2 separate regions of the Homo sapiens genome follow, and region 2 is linked to region 1. Evidence: chromatin contacts called from ENCODE Hi-C data. All regions are on one chromosome and are shown on one strand. The core of a region is the stretch at or near the end of the contact, and the rest is flanking DNA. Distances in the headings are between cores, read along the strand shown. Region 1 has its middle 33 kb from the start of CCR6. Region 2 has its middle 73 kb from the start of RPS6KA2-AS1.

The links. Hi-C counts contacts between places; a loop is a spot of excess contacts on that map. Pooled maps may share reads with other maps.
Region 2: a loop to region 1 is called in a map with no recorded cell type, with 8 times the contacts of the local background. The contact joins two enhancer-like sites. A Hi-C loop is called at or near these places in 1 of 168 maps with a recorded cell type or tissue (GM12878), 9 of 37 single-sample maps with no recorded cell type and 6 of 50 pooled maps.

Annotation. Positions count from the first base shown.
Region 1 is chr6:167,088,888-167,091,587 of GRCh38, reverse strand. No RefSeq gene overlaps it. Among named protein-coding and RNA genes, the nearest start is that of CCR6, 33 kb to the left of the region's middle. Within about 2 kb of position 1,252, at least 5 of the 41 ENCODE cell types and tissues checked have a DNase peak (open chromatin) inside an H3K27ac peak, as active enhancers do.
Region 2 is chr6:166,829,268-166,831,967 of GRCh38, reverse strand. It overlaps a transcript of RPS6KA2 not described here. Among named protein-coding and RNA genes, the nearest start is that of RPS6KA2-AS1, 73 kb to the left of the region's middle. Within about 2 kb of position 1,312, at least 2 of the 41 ENCODE cell types and tissues checked have a DNase peak (open chromatin) inside an H3K27ac peak, as active enhancers do.

The DNA.
Region 1 (2,700 bases), core at 3-2,502:
TTGATGACTGACATACAAAATTAAAGAATCTGGGGTTTTTTAAAAGCTTATCTCATTTTTTGCAACAATCTTTAGACCTGATCTTCGATCAGCCTTTAGCTGATGTATAGATAGGGTGAGGTTGCCACAATCTGGGGTAGATCAGCTTTGTGACTTGTCATCTAAAAAGGGGAAGAGGTTTAACTTGAAAGAGAAAAAAAAAACAGTAGACGACCTTTATGTGGAACAGTTACGCGAAGCCTCATCGGTGGCCAGGCAACTTCCTTTCCAACTTCTTCTTACTCGGGACCCTCTGCCCATGTTTACATCTTGCCAAAGACCATGGAAACTGGTAAACATCTTGCCAAATAAAGCTGTTTAGACTGACTGAACATGCAAAGACGCCCTCTGTCCCTTGGACAACTACAGGTCAGGGAAATGAATGGAAGTCACATGAGACTCTACTCTTTCAAATTCCCTTTTAAAGTGGAAATTCCCTCGCTTGGTTATAGTATTAAAGGGAACAAGCCTAAGAAGTGGAATTACAGGAAAAATGGGCACGTGAGGATATGAGAGTATAGATGGTGTACGCTCATAGATGGTACAGAGTAGATGGGCATCATTTGGATAGAGAAACACAAAACACTCTTTGCTGAACTTGAAGATGATATTGCTGGTTAAGAGCACAGACTTGGGAATTATATCAGCATTTGAATCTCGACTCTTGACCCTACTACTTCCTAATGGGGTGATGTGTGTAAAGTTGTTAATCTTTCTGAGCCCTACCTGCCTCATGTGTGGTATATAGAGATGCAGGCACCTCAAAGGCCTGAGTCTGACACACAGTGGATGGCGAAAATTGGAGAGCTGGAGGAGGAGAGGCACATAGGTCATGCCTAAGTCATGAGAACATACAAACAACAAAATCAACAATAGAAATCTAGCTTCACTTGATTGATCCAGCTTGTCGGAAGATTGCTAAGAGATTCCACTCAACAACTAAACCGCCGTTCCACACTATGATTGCTGACTTGAGGCTGGTAACACCTTTTGGGAACGCTGTCTTGGGAACGTTCACAGGAAAATTGCTCCTTTGGGTACAAGGTTTTGAGATACAATCTCTGGGTCAATGAGTACTTTACATACAGGAACCCCAAAATGGAGGAAGTAGGCTATGGAGGAACAAGAAAAGAAGGGAAAAACAAAGCAGCCACAGAGGCGAGGTGGCTGCTCCCCTTCCTGCCACCTGGAGGAAGTTGGAGGCTAGTTCTGGAGACATCACAGTTTCTATTACTTTGGTTACTTGGCAGAGCCTAAAAACTTCCTCTTGTGTGGAAGAAAGAAAATCCTTTCTGTGTTGCTCCCTGGAGGGAAGAAAACCAGGCTGACTCTTGCTTCCATTTGAGGAGCTCAAAGGAAGCCATTTCCCACGATGGTCCCCCAGGCACAATCCTGCATGGAGCCCAGCCCTGGCCCACAGCTCCTTGACTACAATCCCCTTGACCCATTCATCACCCTTGCCACTGGCCCTATTCTTTGTGACTTGGCTCAACACTGGTGACTTCTTCTGCTGCCCTATTCACCTCCAGTCTGAGACTCAGGAGCATGTGGCCACCTGCTGCCACAGAGATGCCACACACATGGCCCAACGCCAACGGGGTCGCTTAAAATACATTGCTGATCTGTGGCCTATGTCTGGAGGAAAGGGGCCGGTGGGGTCCTACAGTGACCCGAGAGGCTCCTATTCTGAACCACAGAGAGCACCACACCAAGAGGCTGGTGTGATATGCTGCTGGGCCCACAGTTTTCATGGGCCCCATGTGCCTGGAGTGAAAGGTCTTTAGATCAATCAAAGAGATCCAGTGTCTGGGGAGTTCTTGTTTCTTCACACTGACCACTTCAATAACGCAAGGACGGGGATTTTCTTGGCTTTGACCAAGGCTGCAGTCTCTCCAGAGCTGAAAACTCAAGTTACTTCTGCCTGGTTCTGGCCTCCCCTGACTCGGCTCTGCCATTAACCAGTAAAACTAGTATCTCCTGTTCTAGAGGGAGGTCGTCATCCTGGTAGAGGGCCATGTGTAAGGATCTGCACCCCTCTGTTTAATTCTCCAGGAAGGTCACTGCAGCTGAGGTCAACTTCCTCCCCAGAGAAGCAAAACCTGTTGGCTGCAGAGGCTGCTTGTTAAACAGAGAGGCGTTACCTCCAGGAGATGTGTGACATCAGACTTTTCAGGGATAGTGCCCAGAAAGCTCAGAAACTTTGCTTAACAAACTCTTCCAGGTGATTCTGATATTAGCTAAATCTGAAAACCACAGAATTAAATGATGTTAGTTTTTTTCCCTCGAAATTTAAGTTTCATACTGACCCTTGAACTACTTATACTGAAAACATTTCAAACATTGATAGTTCATTGATACTAGCAACTGATCTGAAATTATTACTTTGCCTAAAAAAAACTGACAATTTCAGAATATTATCATTCCTTAGTAGTTTGCATTTATGACATTAGATAGTTCCAACTCCTTCCTCCACTTTGTGCAAATGATTTCATGTATCTTATTTCTACATCTGTCATAAACCCTGTTTACTATTTTTAATTTAGTTAACAATTTTTTTTTTTTTTTTGAGACAGGGTCTCACTCTGTTGCTCAGGCTGGAGTGCAGTGGTGCAGTCATGCCTGACTGCAACCTCACCCTCCTGGGCTCAACCTCCTTGCCTC
Region 2 (2,700 bases), core at 63-2,562, 260 kb after region 1:
ATGTATCTATGTAGCTATCTATCCATCCATCTATTATCTATCATCTGTCTATCTATCCATCCATCATCTATCTATCCATCTATCATCTGTCTATCATCTATGTATATATGTATCTATATATCTATTACCTATGTATGTGTCTACTATCTATCATCTATCTATCTATCATCTATCTATGTATCTATCATCTATCTAGTATGTAATTCTGTTATTGTGTGTATGTATGTAGATGTGGTAAAATACAATTTGTTTAAAAATATTTCCTGTTATAGTTTTTATTCTCAGTTTTGGAATTTCTCTCTGTGGTCTTTTGCTACCGAGCCCAGGCCCAGGGAAGGTGAGGGCAAATGCGGCATGGAAATAGAACAGCACCTGTTCCCTAAGGGAGCGTCTCTCAGTGGGGGCCAAGCCTTCCTCTGTGGGAAGAAGGAGCCTGTGAAGAGGTGCGGACAAGGCAAGAGTGTCTTGGTCCTCACTGCCCTTACAGCTGAAGCTTTCTGTCTGGCAGGGGCAGGGGGGAAGGTGTCATGCTGGTGTAGAAATACACAGAGTGGTTGAAGGAAGGGCAAATTCAAGTTGAAGTAGAGAAGCTCCATAGTCATCATGGCCACGGACCCACTGTGGACCTGAGCAGAAGAGAGATGGCAGGGAGGGTAAGGATCTGAGAAGGGATCCCTGGTGAGGCCTCCGGTCCTGGATGCGTGGAGCAGCCTCTGAGGAACCTGCCTCTGAGCAAGTTTAGTGAGGTGCGCAGGACCAACACCTGCGGAGAGTGGAGGAGGAGGTGGGGGCAGGGAGCAGCTGCATTGTCAGTGTGGATGGCCCAGGAGGGAGGCGCCTCTTCCATCAGGGGTTCTCTCCGTGGATGGACCCAATACCCCCTGCCACTGGAGGGTCTGGGCTCCAGGCCCTCAGAGGTGTGGTTGGCCACATGCGTGGTGAGTCAGGGGTCCAGGGAGGCCTTCGTTGCAGAAGAAACTCCCCAACCACAGCGTGTGACCCAGCCCAAGGGAGAGCCTGGGTCTGGCCAGAGTGCCTAATGGTCAGGGCTCTAGCTTGATAGGGGGGAGCTGGGAAAGAGGAAACAATAATGTCCCAAATCTCAAAGAAAAGGCCTTAAAAATCAACACAGTGCCAGGACGGAAGGCTGTGGCTCTGGGATCCCACACAGCCATGGAGATGACAGCTAAGGCAGTAACACAGGTTTCAGCCCCCGCTTTCAGATCTGGGTCTGAGAGGACTGACGCTTGGTGTGATGAGAAATGTCAGAACCCACAGCAGAAAGCTGTGGGCTCACACGCTAAGGCAGATTTAGAGGGCAGGCCTTACTTCCCTTGCCTCGTAGGAAATTGTCCATGAACTCTGCATGTGTCATTTCTTGTGCATGTATTGGGAGAGATGTTTTATACTTTGTATCAGCGATGAGCTTTTTTTAAAAAGAAATTATAAAAATATAAAATGTACCATCTTAACGGTTTCTAAGTATGTCAGAGGTATTCAGGGCTTTCACATCATTGTACAACCATCACCACCATCCACCTCCAGAATACTTCTCATTTTGCAACACTGAAACTCTCTGCCTGTTAAAAACTAACCAACTCTCTGTTCTCCACTTCCCTCAGCCACTTCCCCAATGAGACAGCAACTGTTCTACTTTCTGTCTCTATAATTTTGACACTCTAGGCACCTCATGTAAGCAGAATCACACAGCATTTGTCTTTTTGCAACTGGTATATTCACTTAGCGTAATGTCCTCAAGGTTATGGGCTCCATGTTGTAGCATGTGTGAAAATTCCTTTTCTTTTCTTTCTTTCTTTCTTTCTTTCTTTTTTTTTTTTTTTTGAAATGGAGTTTTGCTTTTGTTGCCCAGGCTGGAGTGCAATGGTGCGATCTCGGCTCATGCAATCTCCGCCTCCCAGGTTCAAGCGATTCTCCTCCCTTGACCTCTGGAGTAGCTGGGATTACAGGCGCCCACCACTACGCCCAGATAGTTTTTGTATTAAAAATTAAAAATACTAAAAGTAGAGATGAGGTTTCACCATGTTAGCCAGGCTAGTCTTGAACTCTGGACCTCAGGTGATCCACCTGCTTCTGCCTCCCAAAGTTCTGGGATTACAGGCATGAGCCACTGCACCCAGACAAATTCCTTTTCTTCTTAAGGCTGAACGGTGTTCCATTGTAGGTATATACACATCACATTTTGTTCTTCCACTCGTCTGCTGATGGACCATTGGGTTGCTTCCATCTTCAGAGTACTGTGAGTCAAGCTGCTGTGAACATGGGTAGACAAATACCTGTTTAAGTCTCTGCTTTTCAATCTAGCAGGGGAATTGATGGACCATATAATAATTTTTTTTTTTTTTTTTTTTTTTTTTTTTGAGACAGAGTCTCGCTCTGTTGCCCAGGCTGGAGTGCAGTGGCGCGATCTTGGCTCACTGCAAGCTCCGCCTCCAGGTTCACGCCATTCTCCTTCCTTAGCCTCTGGAGTAGCTGGGACTACGGGCGCCCGCCACCATACCCGGCTAATTTTTTGTATATTTAGTAGAGACGGGGTTTCTCTGTGTTAGCCAGGATGGTCTCCATCTCCTGACTTCCTGATCCACCCGCCTCAGCCTCCTAAAGTGCTGGGATTACAGGCGTGAGCCACCGCGCCCGGCCGATAATTCATTTTTAAATGTTTTTGAGGAACCACCGTCCTGT